Regions from separate parts of the Mus musculus genome. Here regions 1 and 3 are each linked to region 2. A link is a loop called in an ENCODE intact Hi-C map of the cell type or tissue named here. Cell type or tissue: heart. All regions are shown on one strand.

Evidence for each region. Hi-C counts contacts between places; a loop is a spot of excess contacts. Peaks named below come from ENCODE experiments on the same cell type or tissue, not always from the same donor. Only the 100,000 strongest peaks of a DNase experiment are listed, where the experiment ranks them.
Region 1: a loop joins it to region 2, with 2.6 times the contacts of the local background. A loop is called at or near these places in 7 of 42 quality-filtered maps.
Region 3: it touches region 2 in a loop (13-fold over the local background); 3 of 42 quality-filtered maps call a loop at or near these places.

The regions. Positions count from the first base shown.
Region 1 is chr1:95,659,852-95,667,851 of GRCm38, forward strand. St8sia4 (ST8 alpha-N-acetyl-neuraminide alpha-2,8-sialyltransferase 4) reads right to left here and starts at 7,743. Exons shown (of 5, transcript NM_009183.2): 1 at 7,298-7,743; 2 at 1,013-1,144. The coding sequence starts at 7,410. Gm30431 (predicted gene, 30431) reads left to right here and starts at 7,850. Exons shown (of 4, transcript NR_166710.1): 1 at 7,850-8,000. In heart, a CTCF peak has its summit at 4,625; DNase peaks (open chromatin) are centred at 5,390, 6,390 and 7,800; H3K4me3 peaks cover 2,699 bases; H3K27ac peaks cover 337 bases; H3K27me3 peaks cover 2,392 bases.
Region 2 is chr1:95,614,656-95,622,655 of GRCm38, forward strand. The region is part of intron 4 of St8sia4 (ST8 alpha-N-acetyl-neuraminide alpha-2,8-sialyltransferase 4); the gene reads right to left. Among named protein-coding and RNA genes, the nearest start is that of St8sia4, 49 kb to the right of the region's middle. In heart, no CTCF peak of the experiment used is centred here; a DNase peak (open chromatin) is centred at 4,166.
Region 3 is chr1:95,450,669-95,458,668 of GRCm38, forward strand. No RefSeq gene overlaps it. Among named protein-coding and RNA genes, the nearest start is that of Fam174a, 140 kb to the left of the region's middle. In heart, no CTCF peak of the experiment used is centred here; a DNase peak (open chromatin) is centred at 1,323.

The DNA of each region.
Region 1 (8,000 bases), 45 kb after region 2:
TCACCTTGTTCCTAATAATTAATTCATGGCTAACATATTTTAGACTTAAATGAAAAGCTAGATATGGGAGCCAGAGAGAAAGAGAGATGATATAGGAATCAAGTAAGGGCAAAAATATCAGGCTGAGAAGAAAATGAGACCCTCACTTTTTAATCAGTCAGATACTGTTAACAAAATTTCTATGTTAATATCTCATTAATGAGATATTTACATATTTAGTATTTCGTTAACACTAAAAAGCGCAATGATTTTTTTATATATATATAAGAGATATGTTCTCCCAAATTTCTCAAGTTCTGAATTACCAAAATGCTCTAATTTAAGCATACCAACCAAACCAGTGATGGAATGAAAGTGTAAGGAAAAAAAGATTCTGTCCCCTCCTTATTTGGGAATGTAGAGCTCATTTTCTCATTACTTTTAGGATATAGAAGTGAGTGCTGCAATGGATGTGAGGAGTCATTGGGTTTATTTCATTTTAGCTTAAAATGTCTGTGTGGAAAAGACCAAGCCAGAACTGTAGCAAGCTTATTTTCTGACATTTTATTCCCTTTTTCACATGAGCTTATACCAGCATAAACATTTAATAAATCAAATCAATCTACATTTAAAACACAATAGGAGTTGAGGAACCTCTGTTCTATGTCGTTAAATGTCAGTTCAAATTGATGTCTCAATATGGAAAAGTAAGAAAATGATTCCTAAAATGAATGTTCATTCCATGCAATGGAATAAAATTATGTGACAGGTTAGTACCTAGCTCAATATTTTGCTCTATTGCTAATGGGATAGTATATTAAAAATTCCATCATCCTTGAGTAAAAAGTGACTATTCAATGATTTTGTTTTTATGGTTCCACAGTCTTCCATGAGGAACATTAAATGTAGCTGATCCACTTTTTCATTAAGCATTTACACGTAAGCCACCAATCAAGTGTTCAGTATAAGTTTGCCAAACCCAGCTTCTTTAAGGACATGATGTGATGGTTTTCGACTTATTAAAGAAACTCACCTTATCTCCAGGACTAAAGAAGAATTGATTTTCCAGCCTTGTACAGAATGTTGGAAGATGGTGGAGCCAGCCTTCCGGATGATTTTATCAGAGCTGTTGACAAGTGATCTGCTCAAACACAGTTCACCATCTCTGAAAAGACAGATAGGCCAGCTGTGTGAAAATCAGACCCATTTTGCTTAAGTGACACCATACATGATTATATTTACATTAAGGTGTAAGCATGGGATATTATTTTCATAATTTAGTAGAAAGAGTAGACATTATCAAAGTAAACCTCTACACTCTCTTTTTTGAAAAATATTCTATTTTTCATCTAATACATACCTCATGATTTTTAAGAAAATATAACTGTCATCAAAGCTACAATACTAACTACCCCCACTGCTTAGACAATAAGAGCCAGGATGTTTGGTCAGTTACTTCCTCTACAAGCCTACAGCTTTTGCTGCCAAGATTAATTTTGTTTCAAAGAAGACATAGATAAGAACTAGAAATATACTTTGCTGAGGACTACTAGCTAAGTCTTGTGCACAGCAGATCAGCATGTGTAATTGATTTTATGGTACATTTGTATTGTGTTTTGGGCACTACATCACTAAGGTCACTGTGGTCTTAACCTTGACAAACAGCAATCACATTATTTAATATGCAGGGACCATGGTGGTTATGGGGTTTTCTGTATCACAAAGTAACTTTTCAAGCATTGTTTAAATACTGATTTAAAAAGAAATTGGTTTCTAACATTGTAAAGAGGAGACTCACAAAAATCAGAGAAGAAAATTCTTTCAGTTCATGTGTCCATTGCCTTTGTATTGTAATAAAAGTAACTGATTCTTACAGCCAGTCATCTCTAATACACCATTGACTAGTACACCATGTAAACTGGTAATGTTAGGAGTTTGGCCCATGTGTGATGGAGAGAAACATGTTTCATGTCATTTATAGTATGAGGACCTGTAGATCTAAGCAATTCACTATTGAATTGTTTGTCTTTGTGATTTCTGGTAAAAATTAAAAAAAAGATTCAGATAATTACAGAAGGTAATCAACTATGACAGAGGAAGAAAACGTTTAGCCTTTTCAGTATCTGTACTGCTTTTAACTATTTCCTGCTAATAGCATTGCTAAAAAGTATTATGATTGTTTAAAACCACCAAGAATGAGTGTGTGTGTGATACCTAGAGTACTCTCTCCACTAATAGAAACACTGCCTTTTAACAGCTGTTAGGTGATTCCAACACTGGAGGCTTATGGCTTGGTACTTGCTTTGCATTATTTTCTTAATACGTAATTTTAATTCGAAGCGACCCCCTGTGCTACTTATGAAATCATATAAAAAAACCACTTCCTGTGAAATTTGAAACTTTATAAAAATTAATATTTTTACACAGTTCTACTGATGAAAATTATTCATTTGCATGTCTGTTCAAGGTTAATAATAGTCATTTTACAGAGGTCATCCAGGGTGTTAGGAAACAGAACACATTTTACTATGCAGTGATGGAGTTGTCAATTTTCATATTATACTTCTAATGATAATTATTGCCTATGAGTAAGATTGTGGATGTGCACGGAAGTTAACCTTCACACTCTGGTGTACACCTTTAAGCAGGCATAAATTATCATTATTTTTTATGGGAAAAGGCAAAGATCTTTCCAATCATCACTCCATTAATGACTGTCAATATCATTTTTTCTACCATAGGTTGCTAAGGTTCAAATAATAATTTTGAGACCTAGTATATTTTATGGTGTTAAAATTATTCATGCAATTGAATTTTTAAAATTGATATAGTATTGTGGCAATTAATGATGAATATAATTTCTACATGTACAATGGTTTTTATGATGATATAGTTAGTCCTATGGAATGTTAACAGGACAAATGCATATTCTGAGAAGACTGGTACTTCCCCATTTGAGCAGCTTCTATTAAATTGGTGATTGGCCATAGGTCAGGCTTTTATCATTGGAAAGAACCTTGAATGAAAATGAGCACTAGTAGTCAAACTTCTCTTTTACACTCAAAGGAATCATCTCACGCTATAAAGCATACTTTTTTGTTGTTGGATATTTTTGTAAACGATCTTGGTTTTACTGTCTGAAGAAAGATTCCCTTCCCATGAATTCAAGGCATGAAGAATATTGCCACCCACTGTTTGCTTCTCATTCTACTTTGGACATGACCTCTGAACAGCTACATTGAAAACACTTTTTTGCATAGAAATATCTACAAAACATTCAACATGCAATTTTAAAAAGGGAAGAAACAAAAGACATCAAAGAAATCACTCAGCACTAAAGAATGTGATTTGATAGTGTTTCTGCTCCTATGGTGTTGTGAAATTCAACAAAGATGATCTTGCACAAGATCCCACTCTGAGGAATATCTGTACTTATGCCTGTTAACATCTACAATCTTTTGTTATTGTTTTCTCTTTGGTATGAGTTTCTGCCTTTGCAATAATTTATATTGTCAATTCTGAGATACACAACAAAGGTGATTAAATACACTTTTGGATATTAGGTCTCAGTATCTTAGTATTTTAGGATACTGATTACTTAGCTGTGGAATGAATGTGACTAGATTAAGCTTCTTCATTAATTGAAACTTAAAAAAAAACATATCAACAAAAGACTTGAGTCAAACTAAGTCTGAACTCAAGCAGGGAGCAATTCTATATTTTATTCCCAAAGTATCAAACAAATAAAGATGAGATATAGTGTAGTGTAATTGAAAAATTAATCTGGGAATTAAAGGGCAAAAGATGGAATACTGTTTTACAAACCCATCTTCTACTTTGAAACAATTTAAAAGTGAGTTTTTCTGTGCAGTTATAATCTCAGCACTGGGTGTTCAGCTTTACTATCAACCTTATACATGGCAAAATTCAAAACTGTTGATTGTTTAGTAATATAATGTAAGGAGCCTTAAGGGAGAAAAAAAGACATGGATAACTATACTGAAGTCTCATTGTAGTTCTGCCAAGTAAGTTTCAGGGAGTCTCACCAAAATTGGCATCTATATATCATTTAACTTTGCCACATGTTTAAATTCTTTCCTCACTAGAAAGGTTTGCTCAAGTAGTTGTGCATGTGGGAATCTTAAAAGCCATTTCCAGTATATTCTGGTGAGTATGCCAAACGTGAAAAAGTAGTGAAAAGCCTGTGGGAGAAAGTAACTCAAGAACGATCCACTTAATACTACCAGTGGTCTGATGTAGATGCATTAACAAAATCCGTCTATCAATAAAGTTTATCCAGAAGGAAATGGCAGGTTCAGGTGGTCAGTGATTGTCACTCACACTGTAGGGAGTAATCCCCTACTCTTGTTGAACACACTGCTAAGGTTCCTCCAGAAATAGAGGACGGCAACCTTTCTCAGCTACTACTTTCCTTTCTGTGTACAATGAGTGCTTGATGCTGAAGAGTGAGTGATGCTCCATTGGCTGTGCGTGGGGACTCTGCTAAAGAAGAAGTGGTTGGATAGAGAAACCTCCTATCTAGTGGGAAATATTCATGGTGTTGGGGACTCTGAACTCAGAGAAATGTAAGATTAAAGAACTTGGTTGGAGCTACTGCCAGCCTGTAAGGCTTGCAGTGCCCCCCAAAGGCTGTAGCCTGCCTCTATGGTCTCACTTTTAAATGAAGTTTTGATCTGGCCTTCAGGGCCCCTTTACTCTTTAAGTCATTTCAAAACTGGCCTCCCCATAAGCTTGCACAGAGACGAGATGGTGGGTTAGCTGATGAATCAAGTGCTCCACCAGAGGCACTGTTAGGGAGTTGAAAGAAATCATGTGCTCAGGTCACCCCCCTGAACGTTTCATTCAGGCCAAAAGGGGATGAACATCCAGAGACCCCAGCTACCCTGCACTGCTCTTGGTAACACTGGCCCCACCCTGTGCCTGAGTCTGGAAGCCCAGAGCAGTCAGGATTTCTCCAGCACGTGGGTGAGGACTGTCTCCACAACCCTGTCTCTGCCTTGTTCAAAAAAGCTGCAGTTGCGGGCTTTAATTAAAGAGGAGGAGCTTTGAATGTGAATTTTTTTGTTTGTTTGTTTGCTTGACTGTCACAAATGAAGGCAGGCTTACTTCTTTCTGAAATGATGCTCACACACGAAACACACACGAAACACACACGAAACACACACACACACACACACACACACACACACACACACACACACACACACACACACACACCAGTCTTCTCATTATCCTGCTCTGACTACTAGTTCTTGTAGAAGAAAGGGTAGACACCAGCACGGCACCCGGTACACCTCTCTTCCTGTTTTGATAACTCAAGCGCTGGCCTCAAGCCTTCTCATAGGAACTGGGAAGAAAGAACTGGCAGCTCAGCTTGCAAAGGGTGCGGAGGCACAGCTCAGTAGAGCTAACCCAGTCGCTGTGTGACTGTGGGGCTGCAGCTCCTCTGATGCCAGGGCTGTGCAGACCCTCCCTTGATTTCCAAAAAGGCCAGAGAATAAATGTCACTGTGAAACGTGGAGTGTCCTGGATCTGATATTTTCCTTTGGGGCACCCGGGATACAGGCCTCCTTCCTGGAGGCAATTTATCCGAGCAAGGGAATGACTCCTTTGCAGGGTTTGGACATAGTGTTCATCACCACGCCCACTCCTGCTCGCTAGGGTCCCAAACCACTGGAGTCCTGTAGAAGCTTGGCCGCTTTGTCTAAGCGCCGGCTCCTTGGAACCCAATCAGTTCTGAAGGGAACAAAGAGCCTCGATTCGCAAGCCCCAGCCTCCGCCTCTCCCAGGAGTTCCCACGCGCGGGTTCACCACCTTCAAGACCCCTTTGTCTGCCTGGCAAAAACAGGTCTGCTGGGTTTATTCACACCCCTCCCAATTTTTCTTTTCCACCATTGACATGGATTTTCCAACCATCCACTTCTAGGTAAACGACTTCACCTAATTCTTTTTATTTATGTATGTATGTATTTATTTTTCCTCTCATACAAACCTTGAATAGGTTTGTTGAAGCATAAGGACCATTCGGCCCACTCCTTATTAGTGTTCCTTTCTCCTAGAGTCCCCTTTGAGCCTAGTACTATTAGCTTTATGCAGAATAGCAAGTCCTTCCGGGAGGATACACCTGCGTCTTACTCACTTCATTGTGACTGATTACTCAGAGAGGAGCGGGGATATTAAGAAAAGAGCTGCGTAAAGTTTCCTAGTGTGTGTTTGAGAAGCTCTCTGCCCCGCCCCCCACACAAAACCGCGCACACACAAAAATGCCAAAGCATCCTTCTTCGTTTCAAAGATGCCAGAGACAATGTAAAAACAGAAGGAAATCTCAGCCAGTGCAGTTTCCGACTGTGGAAAGCTCCGGACTTGGGAGGATTTCCGAAACAGGACTTTTAACAGAGTTGACAACAGGGCCATATCCTCAGATGTGCGCTTCCAAGCCTTGTCAGAGACAAGAAGTTACAAATCGCTCGCTCTGCTCCCGGATAGACTTCAAAGGCAGAGAAGCCAGGGGAGAGAGGAAGGAAGTGAGATATTTACAGAACTTAATGGGGCGGAGATTTTGATCACATCTTGACAAACTCAAAAAAAAAGAGCAGATATGGTCTGTAAAGGCGCAGTTCCCAGTTCCCTTCTAAAACTGTAACCATGAAACCCGGGAGTTTTATACGTAGAGGAGTGAATAAGGAATTTTCCTTATTGATACTGAAATGTCTAACTTAAAGAAAGAAAGAAAGAAAGAAAGAAAGAAAGAAAGAAAGAAAGAAAATAGATCTTACAGGCGTCCCCTCCCCCAACAAAAACAAACAAAAAAGAGTAAAGACCCACTTCACTTCTGTGACCATAAACTTTGGAGAACGCCGCTTTTTATGGTGTCCTCATAGACTGGCGGGACACAGAAGGAAAGAAAGAAAGAGAAGGCTTGAGGAGTAAAGACATCTCTGAATTCTGCTCAAGCGTTAAACTGACAAGGGCACTCGTTCTTTGTTGACACTTCTGCAGTGACTTCTTTGGTGAGCTGCACCCTGTGCCAATACATCTTTCACCACCACCACCACCACCACCACCACCACCACCACCACCACCACCACCATTGCACAGGGCAAGTTAAACTCATCCTAGAACCAGCATGGGAAACATGCACACACACCTCCAAAGAGCCTTTGTTATTTAATTCATGACACTCTGCACAAGCACGCCCAAACCAATACACACAGCACTCCAAAAACGTCACTCTCCCGGCTCTAAGCACACTTCACTATGGCTTGATTTGGTGTCATATCCTTGAACATGCATTTACCCGATGAGTTGCGTCTCTTGGTGCTCCTCAGTTCTGGCTATTTCTTTTGTCTTATAAAAGATCAGGAGTAGACTTATAGTGCAGATGGTCCACCGTTTTCTAATTGAGCGCATCTTGGGTGCCCGGGAAAGTCCTGGTTGTCCCAGCTCAGGCACCTTCTCCTGGTATAAAGGCTCCGTTTTGGGATGATAATCAAGGGGGAGAAATCTGAAAATTGCGAAGGGAGCGTGGAGCCGAGATCCCAGAATCAGGTCGCTAGGATGTTCAGCGGTGGAGCTCTCCCGGTTCTCCAGCGCTGCCCAGCTCCCTGCCGCGCAGTTAGCGCTTACCGGGCCCGGGTCGCTCTGCGCCGCCTCCCTGGGGCTCAGGTTTCTTTTCAAATGTGACACCTTGTGCATTGGAGGTGGCGGTTTCTTCTGCAGCTGGGCTCGGGGGCGTCACTGGCCCTTTCCTCGCCGTAGCAGGGAAACGATAAGCAAGGCCAGCCAATCACCGTGCTGAGGGGGCGGAGGCTGCTGTTGCCTTGCGTTACTGGCGGCTGCTCGGAGAGTCGTTGTGAGCTCGGTCTGCACTATGCCGGGTGGAGGAAGCTCACAGTCGCACGCGGACGCGTTCTTGCGCACATGCCCCCAAACCACAGACACACACAGAACCACACTATCTCCTAGGACGCCCAAACGTCAAGGCTCCAGATCCGCCAGCT
Region 2 (8,000 bases):
TTGGGATAGCATTTGAAATGTAAATGAAGAAAATATCCAATAAGGAAAAAAAGAGGGGAAAAAAAAGAGAGAGAACCGTGCTCACCTAGTGGTCCAAAACCCTTCTCATCTTGAAACCCACAAAAAGACATCCCAAACATATTTGGAAATACTTATCTTTTGTGGTGTGTATTGAACGTTTACTTGAATAAAATTTCTCAGATGTATTTACAAAAAAAAAATATATATATATATATATATATATATATATATATATATATATATATACATATACTTATTTGTTTGGAAATATCTCACAGGCTGTTTTCCTTCCAGCATGCTTAGGTCTAAGCAAAGAAAACAATAATTTTATTTTCTAAGGTAATCTTGAACCATATTCACTACTGTATTTGATTTCAGGATAAGTCCTTAAGAAATTAAAATTTTTAAATTGTGTAGGTAAATTTGCATATTATGAAGGCTGATGATGTCACAACAATCATGTTTCTAGAGGAAAATCAAAAAGCATATCAAAAATCATTTCAAGTATGTATAATATAATAACTAAAATGTCTGCAATACATGTTTAAGGATGATTATGAATCCTTAAGATTTTGTAATTATAAAATAGTAAAATATAGATAATAATAGGATTAGAAGAAACAACATAAAATTTAAAAACTAACCAAGAGCATGTACCTAGCCCAAGTACACTAGCAGAGGGAACAATTTAAGTTCTTCTCCTTTAGTCAATAACACTTAAAGACTCCTTTTTAAGGATTAGTATATACAGTTTTTATTATGCATCTTATATGTGATTAGCATAATAAACTAAAGACAAGAATTAAATAAAAGTGACTGACTTTTCATTCCCAGAAATCAGTTGGCCAGGGATTTTCTGCTAGCCAATATGAGCTATGATAACAGACGTAATAAAAATTCTAATAAGTAAAATAGATATATCTGATAGGAGTGCCAAACATTAGAAGTACTTTATTCATAACAATACATTCATTTGGGCTTCACTAACCCCATTCAAGATTCTTCTTGACACAGATCTATTCTGGTCCTGGTACTTGCCCTCAATCATTCACAAAGCAGCTGTCAATTATTTTTCTGAAAATTTGAAAACCATTTTGTATTTAATGTAAATCAGACATGCTAGGAGCATTGGAAGTATGAATGAGCTAATATTATAAGTCTAGATTTTTCTTTTACACTAGAGAGCTCATTGGCAAATAGTCACTGTCGCTTGTTGCCTCAAGGAAAATTCCATTGATGATGTTGATGCAGCCTAACTTTCCGTAACCCATTAACATCATGCTTTCTACATTTGTGTCAAAATAGGTGTATAGTAGACAAAGATACCGTATTTCTATACTTAATAATTATCTAATCATCCCAAGGATTATGTGATGCCATTAAACAGAAAATAAGATCCCCCCAAAATACAGAATAAGTGAATGCATGTTTACAGAACTTGGATACGTGATTCATCTGGTATAAAGACAGACCACGAAGGTGCATATGCCAACATGTAAAACGTTGTATACTAACTCTGCCTTGTTTCTGTCATGAATATATTCTGATTTTATTAGAGTAACTAGAAACTGACATTTCTTTTAAAACTATGGGATTCTCTAATGTCAATTAGTTCATTTAAAAACACCTGTGCTATTAAATATGTTAGCAGATTGAAATTAAGATGTGAATGATTGATATGTAACTCTTGTTCTGTAAGTAGAAATGGACCCAAATGTGAGTAGAGGGCTTCTGGGGAATCAATGAGGGAGATTATTGACAATCAATACTATATGCTTTATATTTCTACCAACTAAATACATATTTTGAGTAGATGTTGAATAATAACATATTTAAAATCTTTATTAATTATGAATAATACCTAGATATTTCTTTGATTGTTCAAGTGCAAACACCATTTTCTTATACAATTGTATTACTGACGAGAACAAAAAGCATCTCAATTAAGCACTGAGCTAAAAGGCACACCACTGCAAGTATTTTCTTAGAGACTTGCAATTGAACTTAGGTTAATACAATTGAAAAATAAAGATTGCTTTTTGGTATTGCTGAAATTGAGCTAAAAGTCACCAACTTAGAAACTCAGATTGAGGGTGTTTACGATACATTCTCTAGAAACTTCCTCAACTCTGTCATCATGAATATTTGTTTCTGACATAATTCTATATATTTACAAAAGAAAACAAAATTGCCACTATATTATTTCAACAAACCGAAAAAAAAAATCTGTGACTTTTTTTCTTGCACTATGTCATAATTACTAAACTTCCTAGTCATGAACTCAATCAATAAAACCATTAAAATCATGCTAAGGTATATTCCATATACAGAAAATTTCATTTATTCTAAAAATTTTGACTGACAAAGTGTAAGAATGGCTATTTAGTTATTATATAAAATGTATTTGCTCTCTGACCAAATAAACACTGTAAGCTTCTTACTTTGTCTTTAATTTCATTTACAGAAAATCGTTTCCAATGAGGGAGGGTTGAGTTCCATGAATAGCACCGTACACTATCCATCAGTTCTCCAAAAGAGAGCTTGATTTTGCTCTGCAGACGTCAGCTGAATGTCTAAGCAGATAAATGAACTTGGATTTAATGAAATGCTTCAGAACACAGTGATCAAAATTGAGCTATTTCTTTTTTAGTTGGAAAAAATAACCATTCACATTCTATTTTTGAATTATTTGAAAGTTCTCTATATATTCATCAGCTGTGCATAGGGTATTGATGTATTTACAAAGCAATGATATATTAATATTTTCAACATATCTATATTTAAAAACTATCCATCCCTTATCCAGAACTTTTTCCCACATTTTATATTCACTCTTAGCAATGGTACGAACAACTCATGTAACTACTAAAATAAACTATTGTCTTTGAATGCTCTCAGATGCTTTAAGCATTTATACATTTTTCTTGTCTGATTTAACATTTCAAGACATTTTATATTGTTTTGCGGAGAACAGTGGTTACTACAGGGTCCTTATAATGTAAGTCTGAGGTACATGGTATGATTGTATGACCATATTTCCACCCACACTCACACATGTGATTAATTCTTGAGTTTTCTTAAGGTAAATGATGGGGGAATTTGGAAGATTGCAGAACTACTTTCCAATGTCTGACTATAACAAATAACAAGCTATGTACATGTTCCCTAATATCATCAACAGCCAGCTTAGGAAGTCCCACCTCAAAAGGTCAAGATCATTCAAGTGGTAGCAAAATTCCCCCAAGCAACTTATGTTGCTTAGTCACGTCCATCATGCCTGGTGGATATAAATGGCATACTAATCCAAACTGCTGGAGAGGATTCTGGACGCCAGCATCATACACTCCCAGCTCTGGGTGGCATCAACTTGTAACAAAATTTTGTCTAAATGAATGCCTTTTCTATTCAGCTCTATTGGAAACTCTCAGAATACTGTGATCCCTGCATTTCTTCAGGATGTAAAGCCCTAATCTTCATCAATGATCTCATTGTACAGATTCCAGAGAATACAATAAGGAAAAATAGTTTTTTTTTTTATTTTCCTCTTTACAATGGCTTTTGCATGTTCTATTCTCTAAGTGCCATTCCCCTGGCAAGGACAGCATGCCTCCTCATTATCAGACTGTCATAGTGAGCACTCCAAGGACGAATTTCCTGTGTAAACAAAGTTAAATGAGAAAACCAGAAACAGGAAATGCCAAACCCACCATATATGACAGTCGAGAGAGAAGTGGGATTCATAAATCTACCTTGGTCACACATTTTCAGCTACAAGTATTTCAAAGGATGTTCCTCTTCAGTAGTTGTTTTTTGTTTTTTTATGTGTGCGTATGTTTTGGTTTTGGTTTTTTTGTTTGTTTGTTCTTTTGTTTTTGGTCTTATTACTCCTTTTATTCCTTATTACTCTTTGAAGCATAAACTTGAGGATGTAGCATTAAATACCTTCAATCGTAGACATTTTAGTAAATGGGGAACTTTAGTATTCAGTATACTAAATTCAGAATGGCTAGTATTCAGTTCACTGTTATGACACAGCATCAGAATTGGAATTCCTGCAAACGCTGGTCGGTACTGCCATCTGACCTTTAATCCTCTTTGGAAACTCCACTGTGACTCGCTGACCAGTGAGAGCTCACATATCCCAAAGGATGTAACTCAAGTCCTTGCCAAGTCCCTTAAGCTAGCAGTCCCAAATTACCTTCCCCACTCCTTGCATAAGCAGCTGCTCTGTCAATCTGAGAATTCTGTCACTTGTGAAAGCACATAAATTTGTTATCTTCCTTGAAGGTTCAGACCAGTCACAGCTCCTGGCCAAAGAAGCCATCTATATTTTTCTAGTCAAGAAATGGCCATGCTATGTAGCAGGGGTGTACCCTGTTATAATATATGAATGTTTGGGAATCAAGTATTTTTACCACTGCAGTAAATCTTTTTAAAGAAAAATATCACTTTTTCACCACTTTGTACATGATAAATAATTTCTAGAAATATATCTATATCAAATATTTCCTGTAAAATAAGTATCTTAGCAACATTTTTGATATAGGCATTTATTTTTCAGAAAAAAGAAAGGAAAACATTAGTCATCTCAGTAATTATAAAATGTTAGCAGTGCAGATCTTTGCTAGTAGGAACTTTTCTTACATGATGGGCTAGGTGGCAATGGGATACATCAGTAAACTCCCTAAACTTATAAAAGAAGGTTTACTCTTCACAAATAGAATTTAATGACTATGATATTTTCCTCAAACATTAATGAATTCTGTATAATGGTTTCAAGCTTATCTAAGATACATATTTCAGATCAATGTTTGGTATGCAAATATTTTATATGTGACAATGAGATTTCAGTGACCTTATGAACTCTATTGAGAGTAATAAGCTCTTCAATGCAATGTAGAGTTAAATCAGAACTTACATGCAATAAATCATCTCACTTTAAATAAATAAAATAAATTTGAGAAAAGAAAAATACATGATTTTCTATTAAACTAAACTTTGTAAATGTTAACAATGCGCATCGGTTCTCCTGTTGCAGATGCTGAACAATAACTAGCAACCATTTAATAATTGTAGCTATTCACGTTTGCAGTTTGTACAAGTGTATTTTGACTCTCTAACAAGACAATTTGAGTCTAAACTCAATTCTTTTTTGTTTTGTTTTGTTTTGTTTTGTTTTGTTTTGTTTTGTTTTGTTTTCCCGAGACAGGGTTTCTCTGTGCAGTCCTGGCTGTCCTGGAACTCACTCTGTAGACCAGGCTGGCCTCAAACTCAGAGATCTGCCTGCCTCTGCCTCCCAAGTGCTGGGATTAAAGGCGTGAGCCACCATGCCCAGCCTAAACTCAATTCTTGATATTAATATTTAAATAGTTCTGGCAAGTTTTATTGATATTTACTGCCTAAATGTGAACTAAATAAGAAGTTATCAATGAACATGGAAAACTGAATGAGAAAAATCCCAGGAGGCCTGAATGCTACACAAAGAACTACAGGCAACTGAGTAAAGTTGGAGACAGAACAGGAGGCCCTCTCATGGGTAGAGCACACTTAATTATTATCCATTAAAAGTGATTGCCCCTGTAAACATATAGGTAACCTTATATGGACTCAATATGTTTTCTTATGAATATATGTATATACAAATACAATATTACATTAATGAGAGAAAGAGGCAGTGAATTTCAGAGTGTACAGAGAAGGATACTTGGGAGGGTTTGAAGGAAGCAAAGGGAAGAGACAAAGAGGATTGAAAAACGATCTCAAAAACAAACAAAAGAAAAACTGTCATAAAGCCAAAGGAACCATTGTCCACAGAACTGATTAGAGAGACTCTGTATGCGTCATGTTCCGACAAATTCTTAGTTATTCTGTGACACACCACTTTCCACCTTTCTGTTCGGCAGAAGAGTGAGCAGATCCCAGCGCTGATGTTGAAGAACAGTATTGCTCTACAGGAGTGTGCTTCAAGCAACATAATCTGCTTTCACTATGGAAGCAACCTGATACTGACAATGAAAATCTACACAGTCTGAAACAAAAGCAGTAAGGCTTGGTAAGAACTGGCCAGCAAGGGAGGGACCGTCCTCCCAGACCTTACATCTTCCGCCATTTAACTCACCCACAAGGTCATTCTGGGAGTAAGGCAGAGTTTCGACTTTGTAACTGACAGTTTAGGCCACTAGCATTTGACTGACACTCTCATCAGAAATAAAATTCTTAACAAAGGGATATAATTAATCAGTATTCCTGCTGTGTTGAGACCTGTGAAAGCAAAATGCACCAAGTGTTTTCTTATTGTCTTAGAACAGGAGAGCGGTTTATTACCCTTGTGCTTCTGGAACAGAATTCCACCTCGATGCCTGTGAAAGAGTTGTCTGCAGTTGGACATTGTCGGACCTGTTATCAGGAATGGGAATCTGAAGAGCCAGGACATATGTACAGACAACTTAAAACTTCCTATTTGTATTTAGAGATATGAGTCAGTGAATCCCTGCTCTTATGAAAAGTATTAAGCCATTTTAATGACAAACTATAAAAAGGACAAGTATGCCTTGTGAGAAGAACTTGGAGAAACAGAACTCAAGCCATTCCTGGGAAAGGAAACAGAGACAAAATGTGTGTTCGATGGAACTATTAAGCTGAGATTAACAAAGAGAACCCAAACTTGGCATAGAGCAGAGGGACAAGGAATATCCAGGAAGTGGCTCAGAATATGCGCATAACAAAGATGCACATTGAAAGTTTCTATATAAATAAATTGTATAAGTAGAATTTCTTCCCAAATAAAATATGATTTCTTATAGTCCCAGTGGGAAATGAGTAGGAGCTTAAAAACTATGTCATTCACAATTTGTTCACATTGACTCCACCCACTGTGAGTGTCTTTTCATATGTAAGACATTTATATTGTCATATTTCCTAGTGTAGTGTAAATTATGGTAGCTGCAAAGAAATAATGCTGTGCCTAAAGTGTAACTAGATTAATTCATAGGAAAGGTTGTTACTCATGTGTGCATACTGAATATTCACAGAGAAACGGAGATATTTATCCATAGAAACTGTCTTTAATTTAAACTACCTACTACTATTGCCTTGCTAATCAAAAAAATACTAAGCTATGGCACATGTATTATGAAGAAATATTATAGCTATCCTCCTCCACATGGGTCAAAATGGAAGCCATATGGGAATGTTTAGGACCAGCTCCAATTAAAACAAGGAAGCCATTTTCAGACATTACTTGGAGTGAATGTTTTCCTTTTCCAAGGATTTTTCCTTTCAGTGACTTTGAATTTATTTAACACTCCAAAACAACCTGCTTTGAATGACTACAGTGAATTCCTCATGTGTACCTAGGAGATGCTTCTGCCTATGCACGATGGGACACTGCTGGGATCTGGCCTGATTCAGACTTCTAAAGTGATGCCACTTTTTCCAGAGAGAAGTGCCTTATATCCACAGAGCATTTCATCAATCTTTGCACATGTTTATGCGGGCAGATTGCCACATCTGAAAGACAAACTCAATAACAGAAATGTGAAATAGGTGTCATTAGTAAAATTGGAAAATAAGTGTGATTATGTAAGGTATGTGGAAATTGTTTTTGTTGTTACTGTTAAAACCTATAACTCTCATGGGTTTTAGCACAGTAAGTGCTGTATCTTCTTTTTTTCTCCTTTGATAATCTACAGCACAAGGATAACTTCTGTAGGGATATGGGGGCAGAAATGGTCTATGTTTTCTTTCTCCTAACGTAATTTTTCTCTCTTACTTTAGCTAAGACCTATGTTCCTGTGACATTTATGATGTAGCAATATTGGCATTTTTAAGAGTAGATGGCAAAGGAATACATCAATTGCCCTGTAAAATTCCTGAATATGTTAAAATAAAACTATCTTCTTCAACATAATTTTATGTGAAGAAATATGTAAAACAAGAAAGACCAATGCAATTGACACAACTGTACATTAGTGAGAATA
Region 3 (8,000 bases), 160 kb before region 2:
TACTTTGTACTTTAGACTCATCATAGATGATGAGCATTTCTTCTGCAGTATTTATCAGAGTTTTTCAAAGTTGGGCTTATCTCTTCATGCATATATGCTTCCGCATACACCTGATTCTTTGTATGCCTATAGGCTTTTTTGTAAGCTATAGTCTCCAAGTATATGGTATCTATGCAGATTTAATTAGTTGTGTGGCCAGTGGTTTTTGGTGTTGTTGCTGTTGTTTTGAAACTTAAACACAATTCTAGCTTGTGGACATCCGAGAAGGGCACTGAAAAGATTTTCTCCTCTCTGCTTCAGAAAGGCCAGAAGCAGGAAGTAAACAGAATTAGTTCAGTTTCAGCTACACAGATGCAATTTCCTCTTCTTGGGGATAATAACTATTCAAAGCTGATGGCTTTTAAAGAGCAAACTGTTACCCAATTTCCTTCCTCTTTCATCAGTTTTTAAAATGTTTATCTGTGGAAAACACTGTAAAGGCTTACACTCAAATGATCATGTTCCTTGTGGCCATTTACTAGTACACATCCTGCCCACAACTGAGAAAGCAACATCAGAGTGTTACTGCATGCAAAACTGTGCGAGGAAATGCTCCTGTGCCTTCTCACGCGTAGTGCTGACCACTGTCCCTCAGGTGGTTTTCTTGTCACTCCAGTGTTAAGGTGAACTTTATAGACAAAGGGAAGGTGATTAATTTACAAATTATATCGTATTATTAGGAGTTAAAAATCAAATTCTAATATTCCTACACAAGCTTTCCTGAAATGTTTTCTATGGAAAATGCTGAGACGATTTATGAACGCAAACTTACCTGCCCCACCTGAAATATGATGGCAAACCATAGGAACCATTGTGTACATAGATGAAATATTTGTCCTCTTGCTATAACATATTATTTCTAGATGCAAATTTCACTGAAGTAACATTATAACAATTCAGTCTTTGGGTACCTAATTCATGGTCATAGTTCACTGTTACATGATCATAACCATTTTTTCTAACTTAACCTAAGTTAATTCTATTGGAATACTAACTTACAAGCTGCAGTAAGTTTTAAATTTTCCTGTTTTCTTGTTCAATTTGCCAGCATTGTGAGCAGATCTGTATATTATGCACTCAGTACATACTCTAAATGTATTTGCATAAGGAGTAAGTAAATTAACAAATTAATGTTTGAAGTAAATGATAAAGCTAAAACTATTATATGTTTTTAGAAATCAGCAACAAAGCAAGAAATGCTACTTTGTTCTTAATTGTTCTATATAAATACTTATAATAATAGGTCGCCGGGCAGTGGTAGCTGTAATTCCAGCACTCCAGAGGCAGAGGCAGAGGCAGGCGGACTTCTGAGTTCGAGGCCAGCCTGGTCTATAGAGAAACCCTGTCTCGAAAAACGAAAATAAATAAATAAATAAATAAATAAATAAATAAATAAATAAATACATACATACATACATACATACATACATAAATACATAAATACATAAATAAATAAATACATAAATACATAAATATGAGGTCGACCAGTTGTCAATCCTTTAGGTTTTTGTTTTTAATTCATGTGATTAATAGATAGATAGATAGATAGATAGATAGATCTGTTCTTTTTCCTTTTCATCTTTCCTATAACACTTCAAAAGTTCTATCAATTGTGATAAACGATTTGTTTTATCATCTGTTTCTTGGAGTCACCAAAGTTCATACAATGTTATTTATTATTACCTAAGCCAGCTTGATAATATGTGTCTTACTAATGTGTTGACATTGCATTTGCTAAGACCTGAAAAAAATAATAATCCTAGCTAGCATTCAAACATAGAAGAGGGAAATCTCACAAGACCACACCATTAAATGAAGAGCTACAAGAAATTAATGGCTGCTGATGGAGGGAGACTACATCCTCTCTGGAGACAAACTTCTCTGCAATAGATTACCTAATCCCAAGTGGTCATTTCTAAAGACACACAAACACACACACACACACACACGCACACACACACTATATCTACATCTATCCTACATCTATCTATATCTGTATCTGTATCTATAAGCAACACTAAAGATACTCAATGTGTTATATTTATAAATTCATATAAATAGAAATGTATGTGCAAATTGACACACATGTAGTGTGTGTGTGTGTATTTCAAATATAATAGTTAAAGAATAAGAGACCAGGAATTTAAGACACAGAAGCAAGGCAGATAAAGGAGGAGATGTTGGGGAGAGAGAGGGATAGAAATGGTTTAAATACCATATTCACATATGAAAGTCTAAAAAAATACATAAATAAAAGCAAAAGGAACCTTTACTTATTATAGTTGCAGTTGCTTTAGACAAATTATCCTAATTCAATATCTGTCTTATTATTTCTTTAATTTAAAATATATGGGTCTGTTCTGATGATTAATATTGTACTGCCATGAATATTTGGTATTAAGAATATATTTTAAGGAAGTTGAGACACAAAATGTTCAGTCTTCAGGAAGTAAACTATTAAAATGGAAGCCAAGGCATGTACAAGGTGAGATGACCCAGGAAAATCTGAAGTCCAAGGCCACCCTATATAATAACAGTCCTAAGGACTTAGTTTTGGAAAAATGCCTTGTCTGTTTCCTTAGGTCCTTGGAGAATTCATTGTTTTACTTCTGCATATGAGAATACATGTGAGAATAATACTTCCAAAAAGCAAAATAAAATAATATTTTTGCATTTTGCTTGATTCACTCATGTTTGTCTTTGAAATTTAATAACTCAAGTCTCCTTGTTACAAGTACTTTACATGTTCAGAAACATCTATAATTTTATGCTTACTGTTTATTTAATACTTTCTAGTTCTCTTTGTCTACTCCCCATACACTCCACCCTCCCCATCTCAATCTCTCTACAATGCTCTGCTGGGCTGACACTTGCAGTGACCTCCTGCTTAAGGTTTCCAAGTGTCCTGATTGCAGATTCCAGCTGCGAAGACAGGTTTTGCTTTTTAAAGTCTAGAGCTGTAAAAAGCAGATGTCGCAAATCTTGTTTTTCTGTTTTATTACAATATGAATCACTTTGATAACATATACATTTATTAGTATATAACCTTAAGGATATATCTTATGCATGCTTACGTGTAGTAGCAATAACATTTGCAAAAAATGAATGCATAGATTTCTTTTGCCTTGCTTTGACATACTTAGTTCTTAACAATCTCTTAATTTGGCCTGGTGGTGAGACATAATTTTGAGAATGACATACAACTTGGAGGATGAATTCTCATCCCATGACAATGTCATTACCCCTGTGGCAGTTCCAGGTTCTCTGTGGTTATCCACTCCTGCCATTATGTCAATTACAGATCTAGATAACTTGTCAGAACAGAAGTTTTATTTGTCAAGGTAATTTTTAAAGATTATTTTTCTATTCCTAAACAAATTGATGGTGGGTATTGATAACCATCCTGGAAGATCAGAACAATTATTTAGCTTGTAAATATCTTTAGATTTGCTATTTGCTAACTCATATATTGTGAACAAAAATTAAGTTTAAAAGCCATAGTTTATCCAAATCAATAGCATTTCTGCGATTATAAATTTGTGATTTATATGTTCATTTTGTTTGGCCAAACACCATTGTATTGGGAACCCTGCTGTCAAGATCTTCTTTCACTTGAAACTATTAAAAGAATTCAGGAAACCAAATCCAAAGGGCTATTGTTTTCTATATTTAAACCTCTGTTCTTGTTTCAAGCTTCTGTATACAAGTTAAAGAGGATTTTTCTGGAATGCATTCAAAGAGCCGGAGCCAGAAACAAGAAATCCCAAATGGAATTCTTAGTAAGTTTCCAGATAGCTTACAGTTTGAGTAGAACAAGTTTGGAATGGGTGTTTTAAACATTTCAATTCAGTTCACTTAGTTTCAACAAACACAGGAAGGTACTGCTTTAGGACATAAGAGCAAAAACAAAAGATGAACGTTTGTTGTCAAAGGAATTGGGAATCACTTGATTTAGGTGAGTGCACAGAAAAAAAAAATTGTGTATAGCAAATCCTAAGTATTTTGTCACTAGACATTATAGGGTGTGATTTATAGTGATATTAACTTGCTTCTATAGTAGGTGACCATTCCCATAATTATCAAATTATCACTATATAATACAATTTTATAATATATAGTATTGTATAACTTTATATAAATGTTATATAATTAGAAACATAATAACCCTGAGTAGAGTAAAGGAAAATCATAGGTAAAGAGATCAAGTAGGGAGACTGTGTGAGAAGAACTATGTTAGATTTAATTCAGACTCTGGTGTGTGCAGAACTTTCACCTGTCCCAGGAGACCATGAGACATTGTATCAATAGTCAGTAAATGTGTATCAGTTAATTGGTTAGTGAATTATAAATGAATAAAACAACATAAACCTAGGAATTCATACATGACACATTAGAGAAAGAGGAGGGGCAACCCTGTGACCTGATTGTCTCAATAAAACTTTGGCATAGCCATTAGGAGTACATTATTTCTGTTTCTTTGTTCAGTAGCAGAAACTTATTTATTTTGCATTTACACTGACATTAGAACTCTGTTTTGCAGATTCATTGGGAGTGGTATTGATTCACTCTTTTCACTAACCAAGATATTTGACATGAGCATTTTGTTTTCCCTGATGCATTTGCTACTATCTTTAGATTTTTTTCTTTAGAAGTGAAGCCCAACAGCATCCCTGGTCTCCTGGTCTCTCATCCTGAGCCCAAGATCTGAAGACAGATTGGTGTGTGTGCATGGAGTTTGTGTATGTGCACATGCGTACTTGCGCATGTGCCTCTATTTGTGTCACATGTGCGTGCATGCGTGCGTGCATGCGTGTGTGTGTGTGTGTGTGTGTGTGTGTGTGTGCGTGCGTGCGTGTGTGTGCGTGTATGTGCAAGTGTGTGTGTGTGAGAGAGAGAGAGAGAGAAGGAGGAGCACATCTGTTGCTTTAACTTACCATGTCCCTTCCAGCATTTGTTGTCTATTGTTCTATTGTTCCATTGATCGTGGCCGTTCTAAGGGAGGTTTAAGTCTCAAAATTGTTTTGTTTTCCATTTCCCTAATTGCTAGTGATGAACATTTTTGATATACTTTTAGTTGTTCTCTACTAATGAGACTTTTTTTTTTTCTGACTCTTCGTTTTTGAGTTCTTTGCATAATTCTGGATATTGAGTTTTTGTCAGTTGTATAGCAGACAAACATTCTCTCCCATTTTCCGGCCTTCCTTTTCATCCATTTGACTGTTTCTTTTGCTTCACAGAAGCTTTTTAGTTTTGTGATGTCCTCTTGTTTATTGTTGGCGGTAATTTGGGGACATATCAAGTTCTATTCAGTAAGTCCTGTCCTACAGGTGTGATTGGTCCTGACTCTGTTTTCCTGCAGCAGATTCAGCATTTCAGGTTTCACATTAGATCTTTGATGAGTTTTGATTCAGTGTTCTACTGTGAAAGTTCAGTATTGTGATGAATTGCATTGGCTTTCCAGATTTCTTTGAGTAGTCTATTTGTTTGGAATTATTCTGATTCATGAGCAAGGTATATCTTTGTTTTCCTTTGTGTCTTGGGCAATTTATTTCAATAGTGTTCTGTCATTTTCATTGCCAAGGTACTTTGATGCCTTGCTTAAATTTTGTTATTAAATGTTTATTCCTTTTGTAACTTGTATAAATCAAACCACTTTCTCAATTTCTTTCACAGAAAAGTCCATTTTCATCTCTAGAATTGCTACTAATTCAGGTTGAATTTGTATCTTGTAACTTCACTTATAGTTGTTTATAAGACAAATAGGTTTTGTTTGAATATATTGGGTTTTTATATGTTGAAAATTATGTTATCTCCAAACACGAATAACTAAACATGTTATTTTCTAATCTGGATGTACTTGTAATATGTTTCCTATTTATTCTTTATTTATGCTTTGATTTTTATAATTTCTTTTGAAATATGGACTTGAGATTTTTTCTTTTTGCCTCTTTGAGGCATGCTCATAGGTTGCTTGAGATTATTTTCCTTTTGATGCATGTAGCTTTGCTCCTACTTCTTTACAACTTTTGATATACTATATTATTTCATTTGTGATTAGAAACTTTATACTTTATTTAAAATCTATTTAATTGCTCAATGTTTTTATGTAGTTCCATATTTTAGTTTTATTTTATTTTGTAGGGGAGACACGAAGTACAATTTTACTTTTTATAGCTTACTGAAGTATACTTGTAGCCTTATTTAATTTGTTTAGTATAATTCTCATGAGAATATATAAATAATATATATATAATGTAATAAATATATTATGTAATATATATTTATATACCTTTAAAATATAAATATATCTTTTTTAGGTTTTTAAAATAAATATATCTTTGGGAGTACTTTGTTCAATTATTCTTAAAATATCTTCATGTTCAGTACTATAGTTCAATTAAGATTTACATGTTTAATATGTGCTACTGAAGTATAATTAATATATGATGAGATTAAATTATTCAATATGCAGAGTCTATGATTGTAAAATATTACTATAGTTCCATTGCAAAGCTTTTTAAAAAACATCCTAAGCCAATCCTTTGACTTTTATGAGTTACTTCTCACACCGTCTTCTTTCCCTGAGTCCTGGGCACTACTATCACTGACTTTATGTATTGTCCTAATACTGAAGATTCATATAAGTTGGCAATACAGTCTGGAGTTTTGTGAGTATATTATTTTACTTAGTATAAAACACAAACATATTAACAATGTATAACTACTTCATTTAAATACTAAAGAAACATTAAATATCAAAGCAAAGTTAAAATATTAATGCAAAATTGAAAAATGCCTTTTTGCCTATTCATCCTACACAAAGTGACAGTTTTATAAGTATATGCATCATGTAATGGTCAAAAGAAGGCAATTAGCATTTTTATCCTCTTGTACACATATCATTGTTAGGTCGTGAAAATATTCACTTTGCAGCATTCACCCTGTTTGCTTTCACTTTAGTGGCTTTTACCAGCTTCACTAAAATAAATACTTGGGAATATAATGTACATAGTATATAGATACTCCTTTTCATCGTACTTAAGTTACTAAAAGTTAACTTATTGGTACATTAATTACCTTTCTGTTGATGTGATAAAACATTATAAAATTTTCATGAAGAAAGGGTTTATATGAGGTAATGGCTCCAAAGGGATAAGATTCCACCACGGTTGGCAGAATTGGCAGCAAGAAGCAGGCATGGTGGACAAAGCATGAAACTGAGAGCTTATACCTTCAACCATGGCTTCAAGCAGAGAGAGTGACCTGGAAGCAGGACAGGGCTTTCTTCCAATAATGTTGCCCCACCTGAAACTGATGCCCAACAGGGATAGTAATTGAGGAACACTCATATACTCGTGTTTATAAAGGGTATTTCCCATCCAAACCCGCACAACACGGAATCTGTTTATGCTGACATTCATGCACACCATTTTGCAGTACTACTGAGATGTGTCCAATGGCTCTTCCATTTTATAATGCACCAACAAAGAAAGAACATTCATATTTTCCTAGGACTTTAACAGTAACAAAGCAATAATTACTGTCAGATATATATCATTTGTGATAGGTAATTTGTCTATGGAGGAGAATAAGGGCATAGATGAGAAAACTTTTGTTGTAATAGGATATATTACCTCTTGAGTATTGGGATTACAGATATATGCCATCATAGCAAGCTTTACATTATTTATCTCTTTTTCCTTTTTCTCTTTTCTTTCTTTTCTTCTTTCTTCTTTTCCTTCTCCTTCTTATCTTCCTCCTCCTCCTTTTCTTGGTTTTTGGTTTTTGGCTTTTGGTTTTTGGTTTTTGGTTTTTGAGACAGGGTTTCTCTGTGTATGTTTCACTGACCTTCAACTCATTCTGTAGACCTGATTGGTCTCAAACTCAGATCCACTTACCTCTGCCTCTCAAGTACTGTGATTAAAGACATGACTACCACTCCTGCTCCATTATTTCTTATA